2 separate regions of the Mus musculus genome follow, and region 2 is linked to region 1. The links are chromatin loops, found by intact Hi-C in ENCODE. Cell type or tissue: heart. All regions are shown on one strand.

Region 1 (5,000 bases):
TTCCAAGGCTCCTTTTGTTTTAGGTAAATTTAAAAGTGTACCCGTGATATCAGAGACGTGATATCTGTCCGCTTATAGTCAAGTCATTGTTCCTACTGTGGAAAGACAAGCTTCCTGTTAAGAACTTTAGCCCGTAAAGGGCGGCAAAAGCAATGCTAAGTGGGATGTGCCAGGCAGGCCGGATAACAGAACCTGGCCACGGTGCTCGTTAGGGAGACTGGCTTTGAGACTCTCTTGAGTCTGAGCTCCTCCAAGATTCTGTCATCTCTCTGGTTCTTGCTGGATTCACTTGTCTGAGTTTCGCTGGCATCTGGATAGAGATTCAGCCAAGAACCAGCAGCCAGGGATGGACCAGAGGGAGGAAGGGAGGGATTGAGAGGGAATATGCTTAGCCTGTGCTAGGCTCTGGATTTGGCTTCCAGGCATCTCTTGCCTTCTCTCTGGCTGATCTGTACCCAGTCCGAGTTTCTCCTCTGAATTTCTCATTCGCAAGGCTTCTTAGAGGTAATGTGGGTGTGAAGCCTTGATGCAGCAGGCACATCCTTTCATTTCAGGGAGAGGATCATTTATATAGAGGAAATGTCGAAAGTGAATTTTTATATATTTAAAGAATTTAAGCTATTTACCCAGAGGCAGAAATGATTTGAGGCTCAGGGAAAACCATCATGGATAATTTGAAATTCATGCATCATTATTAGATTTAAAGTCACATCCTTCTTTATCTACATCACATCCATCTAACTTTAAGAGAAGCCTCCAAGAGGTTTGAGTGGATTTTATTATTATTACTGTAAAGAGATGGCACCCCTTTAAAAACAAAACAAAACGAAACAAACCCTTGGTTTTTCACAGTAGTAACTAATGCTATAACGACTGGCGTCTACCCACACGTTTCCCAAATTCAATGTAGGCAGCTTTGCAGTATGACCCTACAGTACCTTTCTACAAGGAAGATGCAGAGGACCAGAGTGGCTGCCTAGAATGTTTATTGAGGATAGTGCAGAGTATGGAGGTGGTGAGCTTGACGTAGTCCCATACTTACTTCAGCATCTGACTATTGGCTATTGCTGTGGGAACCTGATGTTTTCTCCATATTTATATTAGCCAGACTTGAGTAGAAAGGACCCCCGAGTGCCATTCATCATCATTCTTCCTTGAGAAATGTTAGGATTTTTTTTTTTAAACTCTGTTCAGGATGGCTGGGTTATTTTTGCCTCTTCTTCCTTCCTAATTTTTTAAGGATGCAAGAAGGCAGGGTTTTTGTTTGTTTGGTTTGCTGTTGTTTATTTTATCTTCTCATTCACTTGAATTTGGTTTCAGCTCGAAACAGTTTTTGAGGACCAGAAAATGAATCTTGTAGCAACCGAGAACCCAGATTGCTAGCGTGGCCTGCAGGAGCGTCTGTCAGCTTGTACGTTTTCTCTTTTTTGAGAATCCCATTAAATTTTATTCAGGAGTCCCTTCCCAGCCAAATGTATTGTTTCCATGGATACAATTAATGGGGAAAGCAATTTATAAGACTGATGTAAAAAATGAGCACGCCATCAGCCCCCCTGCCGGTCACATTTAGAGACTGGGAGAAGGAGGTCAGTTCTTGTGGGCCCGGCAGAAGCTCCAGCGGGGAGCACGACAATGGGAGCCAAAGTCTTCTGGAAGGGTCTGTTGAAGTGTAAGGAATCACCTAGAAAGATGTCAGGACGCGGAAGATGTCACCCAAATGGGACGTCTTTTCACGCCCTTCCTATTTACAGAATCTACTGTGTGAAAACCTTAAAAAAATTTCCTAAACCAAAAGAAGCAGAGACAACCTTCCCCTTCTCGTGAATGCGAGGGGGATTTGGCGCAGGACAGGCAGAGCTAAGGTGGGGTGGGACCCCGGAGAGGATTATGTCATCAGTTATCCCCATCACGGACTCACACCCTGACACATAAAGTTATTACGACCTACATTAGGCTTTTCTCAATTTGTATCCATTTCTCTTGAAAAACATACCGTGAAGTGACGCTGGCATCAGTTCACCTCATGATCTAAAAACCTTGAAACAAACTGGTTTTCTAGGCATTTAAAGCTTGCCCCTACCCCTGACTGGACCCCCAACCTGAGCCCCAGCTCAGGACTAGAGGAGAAAAATCTAGGGAGATTGGATGTAAAAATTCCAGCCCTTGCTGTACACGTTTCTCCAGGTTTTGGAATGACTGTTAGGGGTTTGTTGTCTGTTTTCTTCTTCGCTCACCCTGATTTGAGGGAAGAAGGAAGTCCGAACCACGGTTTTATTCCACCGTGCACCTTGCCCGGGACACCCACTAAGAAGTTACCTCTTTCTTATTGTCTTGTACACACTAGAGCTGTTTTGGAGTAAGCCAGTGTAAAAAAAAAAAAAAAAAGAAGAATGTGGACGAGTCTCTCTCTCTCTCTCTGAGAGTAAGTACAGTTTAATTGCTTACAAGCAAACATATTTGGAAAACTATTTGTTTATATTTTAGCACCCAGCTGTCTTGTATTGTTGACTGCCTGAAAGATGTGGTTTTTTTTTTTTTTTAAACCTTTCTTCCCTGCAGAGGGCAGTCTCTCTCCACAAAACAAACCCCTGTGCCCAGCAGCGGTGAGTGTGGAGAAAAAAAAAGCATTATAATTATTTTTTAAGCTGTGAATGTAAATAATTCCCCTTTTTCCTTTGGATGAGGCTATAGGAGGAAGGGGGGAAAAAGAAACCTGTTCTACATTGGAAAATTATAGATTGTGCATGACTCCGGTGTGTGTGTGTTTCCTGTCCTTTTGTATATTGTCTTGCTGACCAATTTTTAAAAAAAAGATTGAGTGGAATTTTTTTTTTCTTTTTGAATAAGCATTGAGCAAGAGATAACAAATAAGGTCTCAAATGGAGAGGGAAATGGCAGTTAGGAAAATAAGAGACCCATCAGGCTGGGTTGTAGATTAAAATACATGTATAATAAGAACGTGAGCACCTACAGATTGCCCCACCAGTGCAACCAAAGTAAAACACCACAAGCTGTTATGTTTTTAAATACAGAAATTAATTCTACTTTAAAGAGGCTTCTATCAGAGGTTGGAGATATTTAATGTGGAAAGTGTGAGAAAATAGGTATTTCTTTTGGTCATATGTCTCTCCTGTTTGATGTGTGTCTCTGGCAGGGAGAGGAATGGATTAAATAGAGGCAGGTAGTCTGTAGAAACCACCCCAGTAAGAGTGGTCAGACACACCTAACTGATGCTTAGATAAATGCATTACAGCAGAGTCCTCACACAGTTCAATTTGCTTTTCCTGGACTCCAAGAGGACAGATCCTTTCTGCTGACCAAGAGAAGAGCTTGTAGAGAGATTCGGGCAGATGCTGAGAGGGAGGGGGAAAAACCCAGTACTACAAAGGATCATGTCAGCCCATCAGCTTCAGTGGGCAAAGTCAGCTCCAGTTTGGATGTAGCAATTCCTAACAAGACCCCAACCCTTTTTACATGATTTTCTTTTTAAAAACTGAGAAAACACAGAAGAGAACTATGTAAAATGCTCCTTACATACACAATCACTCACGTGAGGGGAAATGTGCGGAATCTAGTGCCCGAGGACAGACGCCACAGGGATCTGTGCCTCACACTGGTTTTCCCTGATTCGAATGCGAGTTTGGAAATGGCTCTGAGAATTTTCCTGCCTGCCCATTAACTTGCAAAGAAGCTGGTTTCTCCAGCTCCTTTTTTCCTAAAGCAGCTCAAAATACGATTTAAAAAAAATGCGTATTTAATGTCCAGATGATTTTGCAAAGTGTCCTCTATTTATTTATCCCACACTGCCCAGTTCTGCTCAGGTGCAGTTACCACATGGGAAGATAAAGTGAGTACAAAGACCTATTGTCTCTCAGTGAAGAGGAAGACCTGGAAGTGATTTAAATTTAAAAAAAAAAAGAACTTATATTTTTGGAGCTGATGATCTTAAATCGCACAGCTGTGTCACCTGCGATTTATGACAGCTGCGCCCGAGCCAGGTGGAGCAGCCGCCGCAAAATGGCAGAAAAATGACCGTGTGAGGGGAGGGCTCGGACTGGCCCAGTCTCCCCCATGTGAAGTTTAATCAGGTTACACAGAGTGACTTGATCCGTCTTGTTAGCCGTTGGGAAACTCTTTTGAAAAGATAAATGATCAACCTTTCAAAACTTAAAGCACAGAGAGATTGCAGAAATGTAGGTGGCCTGATGAGTACTCGGCTGCTTCGGATGTGCCTGTTGGTGTGTTCCTTTTGACCAAATGATCCATTCTATGCCGTATTGATAGTCGCCATGCCATCATGGCTGTTAGGGCCAACTGTTTGGAGGGATTTTCACTGTTACAAGTAGATTAGGGTCTGATAGCTGATTCTGTTTTTTATTGGCATCATTTTCTCCCGGTTGTCCAGGTCCACGTATAATTCTCTGTTCAAGAAGGATCGGCTAAGACAGTCTTAATATCAACTTGGCTTAGCTTTGAGAGCTAAAGGATCTTGTTCTGGTGAGTTGGTAGTGAGCCGACGCTTATTCTTTGTTAGATTGTTATCATCCAGCATCGTCCTATCATGGCTGGTGTCGGCAGGTCTCATATGGGGCTTTTCTGGATTTTCAAAACAAGCCTAAAATGTTAGCTGATATTCCTCTTCAGGGGTGGTCCCCTGGGCCATCAGGAACAATGGGCACAGAGTTTGCTTCTTTATCTAAACACACATCGACTTGGGTCTGTCCTCTTGTTTTATGTGGGCACTGACTAAAACACCTCAAATACTAAACATTAAACGCCCTGCACATGAGAACCAATTTGCAAAGGATTTTGAAGGTTTTTCTGAGAGCTGAAGAAGTAGAAAATTAGACAGAAAGGTTGTTTTGCTTCAAAAAAAAAAAAAAAAAAAGAAAGAAAAAGAAGGCTATCAACCTGTGATATAACTGAGGGCAGCCCACACTCTTTCTAGATAAATGGTTAGATATGTGTTTGTGTATACGGATGCATACATAAAGCCAGGA
Region 2 (5,000 bases), 1.7 Mb after region 1:
TAAGATAATTAGACCATTTGTAAACAACACGGTTCTCTAAATATTTCTTTGTAATATTTATCTTTGTTTTATTTGTCTTGCCTTATCACATTGGGCGGTATCTTTGGTTTGATGACGGGCTGCAGCGCTAGTAGGCATCTTGTCCTTTGCTCTTAAGGCCATGCATCGGCTTCAGTACCATGTGCCCGATGGGCTTAGTGCTGCCTTTATCGGCTTCCTTCGGTTCCTCCGTTAGAGGTTTGTCAGTATAGGTGTTGAATTCTGTCAAGTGCCTACTTCTTATGGTCAAGGTAATACCATCTTTCTCCTTAACTCAGTACTATAGCAAAGGTAATCATAGTTGTGACTCCTCTTTGTGTTTCTAGTTTGGCTCCTGTTCTCTCTCTCTCTTGTTCTCTCTCTCTCTCTCTAAGATTTATTTATTTACTATATGTAGGTACACTGTAGTTGTCTTCAGACTTACCATAAGAAGGCATCTGATCTCATTACGGATGGTTGTAAGCCACCATGTGGTTGCTGGGATTTGAACTCAGGACCTTCAGAAGAGCAGTCAGTGCTCTTACCTGCTGAGCCATCTCGCCAGCCCACAGAATTGTTCTAAAAAAAAAAAAAAAAAACTGCCAAAGTTGTGTCCAGTAAGACCCCCACCCCTTGCACCATACAATATTTGAATCTCTAACTAAACACCTGAAAACTTACGTTTTATTTTACGACTATTTCGTGCCTATTTTGTGTTGGGCTCTGAGGTCCAACAAGGAGGCAGAGGTGACCAAAATACATACAGGGCTGGGTAGGCAGAATGCTGAATCATATCTGTGAGCTGGTGTTGGGTTCTAGATCTGCGTGTGTGCAGGTGCTCATGGGTATTCGTGAACATATATGTGTGGTGCATGTGGAGACCAGAGGACAACTTCAGATAATTCCTCGTCTGTCATCTGACTTTTTTTTTTTCTGAGACAGGGTCTTTCAGTGACCTAGAAATCACCAAACAGGCTAGTCTGCTTGGCCTGTGAATCCCAGAGGGTTACTTATTTAATGTCCCCAGAACTGGGATTATAAGAGCATACTGCCATACCCAGCATCTTTTTAAAAATTTTTTTATGTAAATGTATATATGATTTGGCTACATGTATCCCTGTGAACCACATGCATGCAATGCCTACGGAAGCCAGTAGAGGGCATCAGATCCCCCAGGACTGGAGTTACAGATGGTTGTAAGCCACTATGTAAGAACCAGGAATTGAACTTGGGTCCTCACTGGGCCATCTCTCCAGCCCCAAGATCCATCTTTTTAAAACAGGTTCTATGAGTCTAACGCAAGTCCTTGAAAGCACTGTATGGACCGAGCTATCTCCCCAGCGCAATCTCCCCAGCCCAGACAGACATCTTTGCATCTATGAAACATATCTTATCTACTTAGCAGGTTCCGGAGCTTTTTTTTTTATATTGGCGATATGGTAGCCATAAAGAGAAACGAAGCTGGAGAGATACCAAGCAGCTCAGAAGGGGCTCTGCTCTTCCTATCAGGGAGGCGGAGATGTGCGCGTGCACATCAGCAGCTATGACAGAGCGCCCAATTCCTGTCTGCCTCCTACAGTCGCGCATCTGTGCATGCCAGGAACAGCCTTGATAGTGATGTTCTTGTTCCCTAAAGATAGCCCGCCAGAAGGATTCCATCATGATTCTGCAGACACAGCTGGATTCGGCTATCCAGAAAGAGAAGAACTGTTTCCAGAACATGGTTAGTAAAGAAGCTTATGAGGAACTTGTGCGGAAGTCGGGCAACTGCCAGGACGACCTGACACAGGCCCTGGAGAAGGTGAGGCCACGCAAGGTGAGGCCACGCCCACTCTCTGCCAAAGAAGTAGTCAAAGAAACTCGGGGGGGGGGGGCTACGAGTGGACAGGAGTCAATTTCTTGTATGACTGACACTCTTCAGTGCTTTTTAACCCTTGCCCGGACAGGGCGGTCTGTCCAACGAAGGCCTGCGTTCTCTTAGTTTTATATGTTGGTGTCCTCGGCTTCGTTGTAGGGTGGCAGAGATGATAATATCGAACCAGTCTTCCCGCTCACTGGTGATTCACAGACAGGGTTTTTCCCAAAGTCTGGATTATCAGGGGAATCCATGCCCCGTCTCTGGTGGTCATGTCTACAGATCGGTGGGGAAAAAAAAAAACAAAAAACAAAAAACTGGAAATGGAATGAGGAAGGATGAAAGACTGGGAAGAGAGGTGAAAGCCACCTGCTCTCCCTCCCCTTCCCTCTGGACCACCTGCAGCCTGACCATGGGCACCACCACAGAGAGGGCCTGGGACCTTCTGTACTAAAGACTCAGCCGAGAAGACCAAGGGCCCTGGAGGCCACTCTAATCCACTCTGTGTTTTCTGCTGAAAGCTCACTCAGGCAACCTCAGAGACAAAGAGCCTGAATCGCTCCTTGCAACAGACCCAGGAGAGGAAAGCTCAACTGGAAGATGAAATCGCGGCTTATGAGGAAAGGATGAAAAAGCTCAATATGGAGTTAAAAAAACTGCAGGGCTTCCAACAGCAGAGCGAGCAAGAGGTGAGAGTTTGGGGGTGGGGGAGGGGACGCTCACTCGGGCTCCCTTCCTATTAGAGGTCCACAAGGTCACCTTTTGCAGGCAGAATTATTTAGCACTCAGCCAGTACCCTTTGGCTGCTGGGTTCACTCCACCTTCTCTGCTTGTGGACTGACAGGCAGGCAAGGAAGGAAGATCAGAGCAGGGGCGCCCTCTGCTGGTCACTGGAAATTAAAGGCACACACCCCTGTACTCCCCCCAAGCCAGTCTACTCCTCCTTGCCTGGTCCCGTCTTCCCTACTACCCCTCCCCAATCCCCTCACTTTGCACTCCTGAGTAGGTGCACAACTTTGACAAGAAGCTGGAGGAGATGAGCAACCAGGTGTTGCAGTGGCAGAGGCAGCACCAGAGTGACCTTAAGATGTTGGCAGCTAAGGAGTCGCAGCTCCGAGAATTCCAGGAGGAAATGGCGACCCTAAGAGAGAGCCTCCTTGCAGATGAGAAGGAGGTGGGCACAGTTTGGATTCTGTCACTTCCTCTCCACCCCTCCTGACTGGGCAATTTGGGGGGATGGAAGGAACACACACTTACACACACACACACACACATACACACACACACACACACACACACACACACACACACATGCATTATTCAGCAGGGAGCCGAGTCTGGATAGTTCTGGGTCATTTCTAACCAAGAGAAGCCTGGTCCCAGCAAAAGACTGGGACATCAGTTTCCACTCACAAAGATGCCCCCCTCCCACCCCTACCCTGGTTTGCTGCCCTCTGAGCATGTCCTGCTAGTTTTTGCCATCCAAGCAGATAAGAAGCTTTCTAGACAAGCCACACATCCAGCAACCAGAGCAGGGACATCCACGGCAGACCACAGGGCCCTTGCTCAAATGAAAAAGAAGCACCTCTTCTTCCTGGTTGTCTTCTTCCGTTGGCTGTGTTTATACTTGTTCTAAAACACTGCTGTTTTAGAACAAGTCACTCCACTGCCATTAGCCTGAGAATCATTACTATCAGTGTACATATCAGCCACGAACCGTGCCTCCTCCGAGGTGTCACCACTGTGAGTTACGCAGGTTCCTCATGTGGCAGCTCTAGCCTCAGGTTGGGCAGCAGAGCTGATTTTTTTTTTCTTTTCTCAGAAAGAAGAATCCAGTATTTGGGGGAGGGGGAGGTAGCAGTCGGTGTTCTCATCCCTTATCGTCTTGTTTTTCCTTCCTGTGTGTAAAGCCGTACTCCCCGCCTGCAAAGCTAACCCCCAAAGAAACCTGCAGGCACCACCGGGAGAATGACCAGATTATGAACAACGTGGAACAATGGGCAAAGGAGCAGAAGTGAGTATTTGAGACAGAGGTAGGGTAGGTCCCACGGCCAGGAAGAACTGAGAACCACAGTGACAAGTCAGTCACACATGCTTGCCGGAGAACTCACTCACAAGAACTGAGAATCAGACAAGAGGGGTCTGGCCCTTTCAGGCCATCTTGCAAACCCTGCTATATAGCAACAGAGTAGCATCCGACGGGAAGGCCCGTTTCCAGGAGGTCCAAGCTTCTTCTTCCTAAGTTGGGATCCAACCTTGCAAAGCCTGTAGCATAGCAACAGAGTAGCATCAGAAGCACAGAGCCCGTTTCCATGAGGTCCACGCTTCCTCTTCCTAAGTTGGGATCCAACCTCACTTGGAATCCAATCCCTTGTAGACCAAGGCATTAGTAGAATGTGAGTCCCTTTGTGACTGACAAGGCTCTCCCTCTAGGGAAGAGGTGATTGATGGGGGGCAGGAGGGGGGCAAGGAGCCAGCAGAAACCCTCCTGGGAAGACCCAGTGCCCATCAGCCAGCTTCTCGCAGCTCTAGGGAAGAGTCATCCCTCCCCTGTGTGTTTTGTTACAGGATTGCCAATGAGAAGTTGGGAAACAAGCTGAGAGAGCAGGTTAAATACATTGCCAAGTTGACTGGCGAAAAGGAGTAAGTCTTCCTCCCTGGACAGTTGCCTCTTGGGACCACCCCTGGTTGATTGACATTCTGTATGGGGACCAGCCCCCCAGGAAAAACAAAACAAAACTAAGATCCAGGCAGACCCTGAGACCCGAAACAGTTCCTTTGCAACACTAACATGTCACTTGACTATACTGACAAGGGACCTTAATACCTTCCCCCTCAATGGCAATACAGTAAGAGATCACACACCTCCTTCTTCCACTCAACTCCTGTGAGTTTCAGAGGCTGAGGGCATTAAGAAAAGAATGAGTAGTGGCAGACAGGACTATGTGTATGGACTAAGTGGCTGGAAGAGATGTCCATGAACGAAGGCGAAAGGAAGCCATGGCTCACTGCTTTCAAGGCAGGAAGTCCAGGTTGAAGGTTCCTCTGCTTGACCTTGTCCTCGGGAAACTGAGGCACCTTTACTTAGGGTCCTACTCTCCCTGTGACCCTGCTTCACCTCCTGGTC

What was found. A loop is a pair of places that touch in the nucleus more often than their neighbours do. Peaks named below come from ENCODE experiments on the same cell type or tissue, not always from the same donor. Only the 100,000 strongest peaks of a DNase experiment are listed, where the experiment ranks them.
Region 2: a loop joins it to region 1, with 7 times the contacts of the local background. A loop is called at or near these places in 8 of 42 quality-filtered maps.

Annotation. Positions count from the first base shown.
Region 1 is chr8:107,813,413-107,818,412 of GRCm38, forward strand. All of the region lies in intron 1 of Gm42040 (a long non-coding RNA gene), which reads left to right. All of the region lies in intron 2 of Gm39242 (a long non-coding RNA gene), which reads right to left. Among named protein-coding and RNA genes, the nearest start is that of Gm39242, 18 kb to the right of the region's middle. In heart, a CTCF peak has its summit at 2,581 (motif pointing right); no DNase peak of the experiment used is centred here; H3K27me3 peaks cover 910 bases.
Region 2 is chr8:109,534,158-109,539,157 of GRCm38, forward strand. It overlaps Pmfbp1 (polyamine modulated factor 1 binding protein 1), which reads left to right. Exons shown (of 21, transcript NM_019938.3): 15 at 1,655-1,819; 16 at 2,395-2,562; 17 at 2,880-3,047; 18 at 3,784-3,887; 19 at 4,442-4,516. Among named protein-coding and RNA genes, the nearest start is that of Dhx38, 29 kb to the right of the region's middle. In heart, CTCF peaks have their summits at 1,170 (motif pointing right) and 2,761 (motif pointing left); a DNase peak (open chromatin) is centred at 2,714; H3K4me3 peaks cover 273 bases; H3K27ac peaks cover 1,187 bases.